Linked DNA regions of Homo sapiens: regions 1 and 3 are each linked to region 2. A link is a contact called in ENCODE Hi-C or POLR2A ChIA-PET data. All regions are on one chromosome and are shown on one strand. Each heading gives the region's core, a stretch centred on a gene start or an enhancer-like site at or near the end of the contact. The rest is flanking DNA. Distances are from core to core; before and after follow the strand shown.

The links. A loop is a pair of places that touch in the nucleus more often than their neighbours do. ChIA-PET counts read pairs that join two places held with the same protein, here RNA polymerase II (POLR2A). Pooled maps may share reads with other maps.
Region 1: a loop to region 2 is called in a map of CD8-positive, alpha-beta T cell, with 14 times the contacts of the local background. The contact joins the promoter of USP51 here to the promoter of UBQLN2 in region 2. A Hi-C loop is called at or near these places in 1 of 168 maps with a recorded cell type or tissue (CD8-positive, alpha-beta T cell) and 6 of 50 pooled maps. POLR2A ChIA-PET finds 5 or more read pairs at or near these places in 1 of 52 experiments (activated CD4-positive, alpha-beta T cell).
Region 3: a loop to region 2 is called in a map of CD8-positive, alpha-beta T cell, with 7 times the contacts of the local background. The contact joins the enhancer-like site here to the promoter of UBQLN2 in region 2. A Hi-C loop is called at or near these places in 1 of 168 maps with a recorded cell type or tissue (CD8-positive, alpha-beta T cell), 2 of 37 single-sample maps with no recorded cell type and 9 of 50 pooled maps.

The regions. Positions count from the first base shown.
Region 1 is chrX:55,488,480-55,492,220 of GRCh38, forward strand. It overlaps USP51 (ubiquitin specific peptidase 51), which reads right to left and starts at 1,369. Exons shown (of 3, transcript NM_201286.4): 1 at 1,297-1,369; 2 at 690-886; 3 at 1-509. The coding sequence starts at 460. LOC101928692 (a long non-coding RNA gene) reads left to right here and starts at 462. Exons shown (of 2, transcript XR_244468.5): 1 at 462-567; 2 at 1,386-3,034. RefSeq lists enhancers at 1-784, 302-741, 962-1,061 and silencers at 52-131, 1,452-1,561.
Region 2 is chrX:56,561,170-56,564,876 of GRCh38, forward strand. UBQLN2 (ubiquilin 2) reads left to right here and starts at 2,458. Exons shown (of 1, transcript NM_013444.4): 1 at 2,458-3,707. The coding sequence starts at 2,705. RefSeq lists enhancers at 2,161-2,788, 3,185-3,384, 3,395-3,454.
Region 3 is chrX:54,637,690-54,641,344 of GRCh38, forward strand. It overlaps a transcript of GNL3L not described here. Among named protein-coding and RNA genes, the nearest start is that of GNL3L, 110 kb to the left of the region's middle. RefSeq lists enhancers at 1,494-2,019, 1,586-1,715, 2,006-2,255. Within about 2 kb of position 2,107, at least 40 of the 41 ENCODE cell types and tissues checked have a DNase peak (open chromatin) inside an H3K27ac peak, as active enhancers do; they include CD8-positive, alpha-beta T cell, where a contact is called at or near this core.

The DNA of each region.
Region 1 (3,741 bases), core at 119-2,618, 1.1 Mb before region 2:
ATCTGCGCCGGGATCCACGCCAGGCCCTGGGCCGCGGTGCGGGTGGGGGCGGGGGTGGCGGCGGGGGCGGGGGCCGGGCTGGAGGCGGGGGTGGGGCCGAGAGCCCAGGCTGGCTGCGGGAGCGGGCCCGGGGCTGGGGCCGAGGGCGGGGCTTGCGGCGCGGGCAAACGGGCGAGGAGCTGCTGTGACAGCGAAGGGGGATTGAAGGGAGCACCTTCTCGTCGCCGCCGCTGCTGCTCCACGTCAAGTTCTCCTCCGGCGCGGGCTCACGCTCTTGTAATGGCTCCAGCTTCATCTCCTCGGCTTCACGTCTCGAAGACGCCTTCGTAGCCCCCGCCGCCGCCTCCTCCATTTTCCCCGCCTTCTCAACCGCCTCCTCAGGAGAGGCTCCTCCCCCACCTCCGGAGATCCAGCGGACCCCAGAGCCGGAGGGCAAAGAAGTTTCTCGAACCTGGGCCATCAGATCACTCCCCGACCTGAGGAGCAAGGCGTCTGGAAAACAGCTGCGACTGTAGATGAAAGGAGACAGAGACTTCTGTGAATGATCTGCCCAGCGTCATGGCCGCGGTGCGCAGTTAGCGCCCCCAGGACCCCTCCCATCGGCCCTTGAGCTCAGCCCGCGGCTTCTGTCGGCTCCACCCACTCAACTGAGAGGCCCCTGGAGCTGATGGGGAGACCGAGGCGGTTACCTGCTTCAAAGGCGATCAGATCATGCCAGGGGACTGGGAACAGAAGGCTAGCGAGCGGTGGGGGTGGGGAACGGCCTGAGCTTTAGGACAGAAAGGATGGAAACTTCTTTAAAAAAGGCGCCACCCTCTGACTGCTTTTTTGCGCCCTGCGCAGCCTCGCTTTGGTGCAGCTTCCTCTGACGTTCTTTCCCTGTATCCTAAAAAACACTTGGGTCAACATTTTCTCTCCAAAATGGCTGAAAGGACGCACTTTTGGAAAATGAACTCACAGGAAGAAAGTGTCCCTCTGTTTCTACCTAACCTATACTTCTGTGACCCGGTGTGTTCCACTCTAAGCCGTTGCCCCTCAGCGCACTTTCGGTCCACCCAGCTCTTGCGCCCTCTCACGCTTTTTCGCGCTTGTGCTCTCACACCCCTTTTCTTGCTTCTGCGACTTCAATTCCTATGATTTCTCCTAGAATTCGGATTACTACTCCCTCCCTTCACGCATTTGCCACCTCTATGGCCACCACTATCCTCGCGCGACCCCCGAAGTCTCCGCTCCCTTTTCCCTCTCCTGCCCCCGCAACACCCCCAGCCCGGCAGTTTGTTTAAAGGTCTGGGTTACCTTGGGCCCCAGGCGCGTGATATAGAACGTCAGCAACTGCTGCTGTCCAGGCGCTCCTCAGCCAGCCTTCTCTCCTGACCTCTCCTCAGGGCTGGTCACAAGGGGGCCGCCCCCTGGCCCCTCCCCTCTCGACGTGCGGCCCCCAACCCCGGATTCTGCCCTCCTGCAGTGATGAATGGCACCGCTGTCCCGCGCAGGCAGGCAAACCTCTTCCTGAAACAGACTCTGCTGGAGGCAACAGCAGCAACAGATTCTACAGAAAGCCCCTGAAATGGAGGCTCAGGCCTCACCTAGCTCCAGGCCCGCACTCCACAGAAAAAAAGATTCACCCGGCGTGGGGGTGGGGGCTTCCAGAGATGGCAACCCTCTGGCAGGAATCCCTCAGGATCCTGTCAGAGCCTGGTCTCTGGGAGTTGACGGAGGGAGGGAGGGAGAGAGAGAGAGAGAAAGAGAGAGAGATTATCCCAGAATGTGCAGGGGAGGAAGCATAAGCAAGGGCTCAGGCTCAGAGAGACCTGAGCCCAGGCACATGCTTGCTGTGTGACCTCGGATAAAACACTTAACTTCTCTGAGCCTTAGTTGTGTCAATTTTTAAAGAGAAATTGAAATAATAACCCTAGCCCAATGTGAACACTGAGTCATAGTATATATCAAGTAAAAGACCTTTTTGGCGAGCTTTATCTGTCACACCTCTTTTTTCAGTCCGCTCCTGAAAATCAGCATAGAGAACAACTCCTGATGCAGAGTAGAGGAGAAGAGAATGCCTTTCTCTTTCAAAGCTCTCTCAAAGTTATGGCTCAGTTCACCCGATCATCCATCCTAGGCAGTCCATATACAGGAGCATGTATTCAACAAAGATGCCATAGGTGCATTATAGCGCTAGATTGTGCTGGGAGAAGCACAAGATACAACTGTTTGTGTCCTGAAGTCCATACGCCAGGAGACTTTTCCTTTTCTTTGACAGATCCGGCATCCAAGGCGACAACCCGGAGGAAAGCTATCTCCAGGGCTTGTTGCCCTTCCGGTCCAATCCCAAGAAAATTACGGTTTATTACAGCGGATGTTTAATGCTACATTTAATCTCTCTGAGAAAGTCACACACCTCCCCTCAAAACCTCACGATTAGGATTCAGCTCTCTTAACTTGGCAGTGGCATCTAGTGGATACCTCCGCACAATGGATATCACTGATTTTGTGACTTGGTTTAGATTCGACCATATCTCAGTCACATACTAGCACCCGGAGGGAAAGTGCTTTGGAATTATAGACTGGCTTGTGCAGGAAAACGTGCTTTTTCTCCCCTAGGGAAGGGCATTTTCTCAGCCACAGCTAAGCAAAGAGTTGCTCCACTCTGGGTTAGCAGCCCTAGAAGGAAATGCTGAGTCAGTCATTTGCTAGCTGTGCCACCTGTGGCTTGGATCCCAGCTGCTCTGAGACAGCCCTGCACCCTTTATGCAGGCAGGGAGGCAGGGCACAATTTATAAATACTTCTGTCTTCTGAGCCTTCGCTTTCTCCTGTGCAAAATCAGAATCATGAGAATGCCAGCCCTACCTAGATTGGTTTATTCAGCAGATATGTAAAGAGCACCTACTGCTGCACTGGGCACTATGAATATACAGCCAAACAAAACTGGGCACAAAAGCAAGTAAGCCAGAGTCCCTGCCTGAGGTCCACATCGGGAAATGCATAGGAATGTGCTGTGAAGATTAATGTTAGTTAATAAAGGCCTAAAAACCACTCGTAATCAACAACTTAATATTTGGGAGGTGGGATTGTTACAGTGCTTCAAAAAGTTTCTGAAAACAGTTGTTATTGAGCTAGACACGCCTTTAAATCAGCCCACACGCTATCGTGACCAAACAAACGATTTCTTCATTGACAATTGTCCTGTAGGAAAACCTCAGGACAGCGTGATGGGTCACTACTGTCAAAATGAAAATGAATGGGTCTGCATGGTTTAGGCCTTTCTGGAGTTCACTGGTTCCTCCAAAATGAAGCTGCGTCTAACCTTCTGGTGGACTTAACAGACTGCTAGACCCCACTCCCAAAGTTCCCAGTTCAGTGGGTTGGGTGAGGCCCAATAATTTAGGTTTCTAACGCTGTACCAGCTGATGCGGATGCTGCTGGCGTGGAGATGGTACTTTGAGAACCACTACTGTGGGATAATGTGTAAAGAAGCCCAGGTCAAGGCACTCTGGCCTTGGTAGCAGGAGCCATGTCTGATGGAGCTGGTTTCCCAGGCCTGTGTTATGTTGGCGTCTCTTACAGATTCTAGCTGTGGCAGGTGTGGCAGGGTCCTTTGGGAGTGGGGTGGTGTATGAAAGAGCAGGATTGGGAAAAAGCCTGCCTCTGTGCTCCTGGTGGCTCGCTCAGTACCTTGAAAACTGGACCCCTGAAGCCTCACACAGCCTTCTTTCTCCCAATCTGGGCCTCTTCCCCTCAAT
Region 2 (3,707 bases), core at 1,208-3,707:
ATCTGTTGTTTGATATTTTAAGTCTTTGAATGTATAAATTTGACTCTGAGTTCATCCACATAGTACTTAATAAATGAAATAATATTAAACTGGACCTTGATACAAATGCAGCTTCCAGTGCACCACTTATTTCAGTAGGTTTGGCGTGGGGCCTAGAAACATGCATTCTTAACAATGTTCTCAGATCACACGTAGAAAAATCCTAGCATTAGTATTGCTGTATATGCTCTCATTATCATTATTTTTGTAAATTTATTCTAATAAGAACATTGCACTTTGCCCCAAAAGTATTCAGTTATGTTTTAATAATCAAATGGTTGGTTTTTTGTTCATACTTTGATTATTAATATCTAGCTTTATTCTATGGAAATTAAAGATTACCTATAATATTTTCATATTCTCACCACCCATAATTAACTATTGCTGATATTTTATCATATTTGCTTTCATTTTAAAGATAAAAAGCATTTTTACATATTTAAGTTCCCTTTACTCACTATCCTGTATCCTATTCCATTTCCTCTTCCTCATGGGTGCAAGTTTGGTATATTTCTAAAAGAATATTTCAAATATACATAAGAATGTATTAGAGTGCTGTTTGGCATGTATTAGGTTGGTGCAAAAGTAATTGCGGTTTTTGCTATTACTTTCAATGGCAAAAACCATTGTATAATAGTAACAATTCGTTACTTTCAATGGCAAAAACCGCAATTACTTTTGCATCAACCTAATACTAATTAATTTGGCTTTTTAGATCTATACATATTAACATATTTAAAGCTAGTCATCTTTTTACCTCTGTATTTTATTAATTATATTAATAAAATAGAGAGGTAAAATAATATTAATTCTTCCATTTCTCCATCGATGGATATAACATACCTGTATATATATATTTTTCTTATCTTCAGATTTATTAAAGTATTTGTGACCTAATGACTTTGAAATGCTGTTAAATGTTGAAAGCAGTGGTGCTTTGGTGGATGCTTGGTAGAGGGTGGGGGTTGGGGAAGAATTTTCTGTGTGGTTTAACCTAGAGTTAGAAATATATAGATAAATTTGAAATTATTTCTTCTATTTTTCAAGTTCTCTTTCTCAGCATTGCTACATCTTTATTGCTCTTACTTAATCTGTAATTAAATTAGGTAAATATGTCAATGTTTGCCACTACTATTATGTGCCTGTCAATTTCTACCCATACTCTTCCCCAAAATACCTTTCTGTAGTGCATACTTACAAAAATCATCAGAAAATTCAAAATCTTATGAAAATAGAAAATAAGAATTATTCATAATTTCAGCAAACAGTACTAACAGCCATTAACTTATTTGTGCATAGCCTTCCAGATTTTTTTACACATACGGTTTACATATACAACAAACTGTTCAAAAATTGCTTTTAAAATAAAAATATATTTATTGTATTTTTGATATTGGAACATATATTCTTATATAGTTTGTAACTGTACAGAAATATACAAAGGCATAATTGAAAATACTCTGTGATTTCCCTATAACTACAGTTTATTTCATGTATACCTTTAAAGACACTCTATATTTTCTTGTATGGTAATATGATAATGTGCTCAACTAATCTCATGTAAACAGATAGTTAATATATTTAAATAACATTTTAAAATGCTACAATGTATATACATTTTATACATAAATATTTTTGCATCCTCATCCGATTATTAGGCGAAGTGTCTAGGTTAGGCATTTCTAAATAAAGGTGGAAACATTCAAAATGCTGATATATATTTTCAAATTGCCCTATGGTTGTAACAATTCACACTTCAGCTAGCCTGAGAGGGCATTTTTTAGGGTCCCTGTCAACAAGAAGGTTTACCATTATTTTTTTCCCTGCCAATATGATAAGCCAAAAGTAGAATTTTATTGTTTTAACTTGATTTCTTTTTATTAGTAGTGAAATTAATCATCCTTTTTTAATGTCTATTGGCCATTTGCACTCCTTTTGTAAAATGCACGCTCCTGCTCTGTCTTCTTCCCTTCCCCTACTGGAGGTGTTCCTCTTTTCTTTTTGCTTTGTCAGAGTTCTTTATTATTCATTTTTCGTCTTATACGTGGGATCTGTTCGATTCAGGCTTTCACCCTTTTACTGCCTTACAGATTGCTAATATACATTCTCCATTGGTCTTTTAATGTCGTTTACAGAAGCTGACTCTCTACCGCCTCCTTCTCTCCGTCTCACCCTCTCTGCCTCGCCTGCTCTGTACTGTTCTGTTCTCTTCTCTCTCTCCCTTTGTTTCTCTCTCTCCCTTTTTTCTTTTCAGTGCAGAAGTTTTTAATTTTGACCGAGCCAAATCTATCAATCTAGGCCTGGCGCCGCGTCAGCAGAGGGGGCGGGGAGGCGAGCGCGGAACTGGGGGAGGGGAAGGGGCGGGGATCAGCAGGCGGAGCGGCTGCCAGAGTTGCTGGGAGTGCGCGCGGTCGGATCACAAGGCGGCGGCGGAGGAGGCCCAGAGACCGGAGCGCGGAGACCTCAGCCAGCGGCCTACGCCCAGGCCTTTCTCCACCGGAGGACCAGGGAACCGCAGTCTTCATCACAGAGGTACCGTGCTCCGCGCTCCCCGCCTGACCCGGCCCAGCCCGCTGCGGCGGTGCCTCCTTCCTTCCTCCTTCCCTCGCGCTCTCTCTTTCGCCCGCCCGCGCCTTCCCTGCCCGCCTGCGTCACCGCGGCCGCCATGGCTGAGAATGGCGAGAGCAGCGGCCCCCCGCGCCCCTCCCGCGGCCCTGCTGCGGCCCAAGGCTCGGCTGCTGCCCCGGCTGAGCCTAAAATCATCAAAGTCACGGTGAAGACTCCCAAAGAGAAAGAGGAGTTCGCGGTGCCCGAGAACAGCTCGGTTCAGCAGTTTAAGGAAGCGATTTCGAAACGCTTCAAATCCCAAACCGATCAGCTAGTGCTGATTTTTGCCGGAAAAATCTTAAAAGATCAAGATACCTTGATCCAGCATGGCATCCATGATGGGCTGACTGTTCACCTTGTCATCAAAAGCCAGAACCGACCTCAGGGCCAGTCCACGCAGCCTAGCAATGCCGCGGGAACTAACACTACCTCGGCGTCGACTCCCAGGAGTAACTCCACACCTATTTCCACAAATAGCAACCCGTTTGGGTTGGGGAGCCTGGGAGGACTTGCAGGCCTTAGCAGCCTGGGCTTGAGCTCGACCAACTTCTCTGAGCTCCAGAGCCAGATGCAGCAGCAGCTTATGGCCAGCCCTGAGATGATGATCCAAATAATGGAAAATCCCTTTGTTCAGAGCATGCTTTCGAATCCCGATCTGATGAGGCAGCTCATTATGGCTAATCCACAGATGCAGCAATTGATTCAGAGAAACCCAGAAATCAGTCACCTGCTCAACAACCCAGACATAATGAGGCAGACACTCGAAATTGCCAGGAATCCAGCCATGATGCAAGAGATGATGAGAAATCAAGACCTGGCTCTTAGCAATCTAGAAAGCATCCCAGGTGGCTATAATGCTTTACGGCGCATGTACACTGACATTCAAGAGCCGATGCTGAATGCCGCACAAGAGCAGTTTGGGGGTAATCCATTTGCCTCCGTGGGGAGTAGTTCCTCCTCTGGGGAAGGTACGCAGCCTTCCCGCACAGAAAATCGCGATCCACTACCCAATCCATGGGCACCACCGCCAGCTACCCAGAGTTCTGCAACTACCAGCACGA
Region 3 (3,655 bases), core at 857-3,356, 1.9 Mb before region 2:
GATATGTATAAATCAGGGAAATGTAAATACTTGGATATTTTATAATATTAGGAAATTATTCTTAAATTTTTAGATATTCTGTGGTATTATGGTTATTATTATAAAAGAGTTCTTATATTTTAAACACATGAACTCAAATATTTATGGAGAAAATGGCGTCTAGCATTTGCTTCAAAGTAATCTGGGATACGATGTGTGTTGGGGTTTGAGATGTAAGATGCTTGGCCAGGAGGTGATAATTGAGAAGCTGGGTGAGAGGTACTTGGGGGTTCATTTACTCTTCTTTCTACTTTTGCATATGTTAAAAATTTTCATATTAAAGATAAATTAAAAAGTTCGTTCCTTTAATGGGGGATTATGTGTAATTGTCTTTTCTTAAAATGATGGTGATAGAAGGCAGTAGTTTGTTTTTAGTGTCCTTCTTCCGCAATATTTTATCCATCCTTTGCAATTTTTTGAAATATTGTTTGGGCTGTGAAGTCCTAAACTCTTGGGACTGTGAACTTGTGGGACTGGATCTGATCACATGAGGCCACAAACATTTACTGACAAGATCCTGGGTGCCAGACCCTGTTCTGGACTAAAAATATACAGCGAATTAGACACAGTCCACATTCCTGAGAATTGCTGTAGAAAATGAGGTAAGAAATGTAAAATCCTTCACACAGTGCCTGATACAGTGTAAGTGCTCAATAAACATTAAGTATCATCATCACCACCCTCACTACTATCATCATCACCTTCGATATCTTTCCATGTCAGTTTATATATAGCTCATTAAATTAATTAATTAATTAATTGAGATAGTCTGGCTCTGTTGCCCAGGCTGGAGTGCAGTGGCGCAATCTCCGGCCCACTGCAACCTCCGCCTCCCGGGTTCAAGCGTTTCTCCTGCTTCAGCCTTCTGAGTAGCTGGGATTACAGGCGCCTGGCTAATTTTTGTATTTTTAGTAGAGACGGGGTTTCACCATGCTGGTCTCGAACTTCTGACCTCAGGTGATCCACCCACCTCGGCCTCTCAAAGTATTGGCATTACAGCCGTCAGCCACCATGCCCGGCCTATATATAGCCCATTTTAAACTGATAAGTTTATCAACCATCTCCTGCCCCCACTGATACTTTCAATTTTTCGTTATTGCCAACAAATCAGCACGGCTTACACTTGTTCATAAGGCTCCTTGCAGTTTTTTGTCCTCTAGATCTAAGGTTCTTAAAGTGTGGTCTTGAACCAGTTTGCCCCAGCATTACCCTGGAAGTTGTTAGAAACACAAGTTCCTAATCTCTGATAGTAGATGGGCCACAACAATCTGTGTTTTAACAAAGCCCTGTAGGTGATCCGCATACACTTCTCTAGGAGTCTTGGATGTATATATATGGAAATGGGATTGCTGAGCCAATAGGATATATACCTTTAAAATAATGTTTTTTAAAATAAAATAGAGAGGGAGGGTCTCACTGTGTTGCCCATGCTGGTCTCAAACTCATGGACTCAAGTGATCCACCCACCTTGGCCTCCCAAAGTGCTGGGATTACAGGCGTTACATTAAAAAAAATTTAATAGTCAAAGAGCTCTCCAAATCAGGCACGAACTTTTACTTATATATTAAGGTCTTACTTTGAATAGGGTTACTAAGCCTGCTGAAATAACCCCTTTTCTTCCGGTACCCACTTTCATCCGACGTGCCCCGCCCGCCCGACTCGATTGCATCAGCCTCCTGTCAGCCCCGCCCCAGTGTACTTGCACTCGCAAGCGCAGCTGGGTTATCTTGGGACTAGACGCTCACGGGGCGGGGCTTCGATTCTCACTCTTGGAGCGGGGAGGCCAAAAGAGTCGGAAAGGGGCGTTATCTCTTTCGGAAGTGAGTGGGACAATGGCGAGCAAGCGGTCGTGAGCCTTGAGCTTTGCAGCTTTTCTTGGCTCCCATTTCCTCCTAAAGCCACGAGTTTACCAGCGTCTCTTACAAGTAGTGTGTCGCCACTTTAAAAAAAACATCAGGAAAGGAAAAGGGAGAACCCCGGAGCCCGAAGCTACGCCCGCCTGCGGCAGGGGTGCGCCAATTGTCCAGTGGTGAGGGCGCATGCGAACCATTGACAATGACGTAATCTTGCAGCTCACAGCCGGAGTGAGGCTTTCGGGGAGGGAGGAGCTCCGGTGAGAGTAACAGGGTCGGATTTGTCTGGGCCAGGCCCAGGCTGAGACGCCTACTAGGGGATGGAGGGCCCCAGAAGGAGGGAGAGGGAGGAGTCTTGGACTCTCTCGGAGAACGAGGCTGGGGCTGGCCACCGAGAGTGGAAGCCGCTGTCCAGAGGTTAGAGCCACCCAAGAGCTGGTAGTCGAGTGGCCGCCAGGGGGTGACCGTGCCTGCGTACGTCCACAAGTGGGCCCATAAAGACTGGCCCATATATTTTTGAAACTGTTTATTTTTGTATCTGTTTCCTCTTCTGCCCTGACATCCCAGAGAAAGAGTTGTGGGTGATTGACCTTTGAATCACCAGCACCTCGGGGAGGGCCTGGTACAAAGAAGACACATTTTTAAGGCGGTTGATTGACGGAAGGAAAAGACTGAAAAAACGAAAACAACAAGCCAAAAACCCCAAACCCAGAGATACCCATACATGACATAAAGTTAAGGCCTTTTTAAAAAGTAATAATAGAGGAGAAATTTTAAATGTCCATCAGCAGAGCTTGAGGCCATGCAGTTTTTAGGTTGTTGCAGTCAGAGTGTACACACAACCCTGCATCCTTAGTTATGGCATAATAATTTTTCTCTGTTGCTATAGAATCTCCACAGCCGTCATCTCTCAGCAATGGTTGTAGAATGTTCCATTAGACAGCTGTGCCACAATTCACTTAACCCTTCTCTTGTTGGATATTAAAACTACTTTCTAGTGTTTGACCACCAAAATATATCTCTGCAAGGAATAATTTTGTGCTTAGAGCTTTTCCTGTAGGAGTAGGGGTGGGTGGATATCGATTTAGGAGCAGAATTACCAGGAAAATGTCATAAACATGTTTTAGGCTCTTGTCGACCCGCTTTCCTGAAAGGGATCATACCCGTTGACATCAGAAGCCAAGTCCGAAATCAAACCTGGTGGACTCCGGGTCTTGTCTGTCTCCAGGCTGGTTTTAATTTCCGTATCCTGCAGCAATGCAGAAGTTTATTATTAGTTCTGACCTTTGGGGCAAGGCAAACACACACCAAAGGTTCGGGGACAACTTTAGCAACTGCAACAGCTGACATTGTGAGCGGGTGCAGCTCAGGTTTCAAGCTTGAGCAACTGGGTTGGATGAACTTGCCTCACTGAGACAGGGAATCTGAGAAGAGGAACAGGTTTGGGAGGGAGCAGATGAGATCAGTTTTAAATACATTTAGTTCGAGGTGCCTTTGGGACATCTAAAGGGAGGTATCCAGGAGACAGGCATACATACGGATAAACAACAGTTTTTGCCCTTCTCTGAACTCCCAGAGCTCCCTATCTGTGGATTTCTCATGGCTCAGTTTGCCTTTTACCTTTTACTATCCTCAGAGCTCCTTGAGGCCAGGATAAGGGCCTCATTCATTTGTGTATCCTTCCTCCCAGTGCCCAGTACAGTGCTTTATACCTAGAAGGCCATAAAAGTCTGTCCTGTATAATGAAATTTCATTGATTTCTT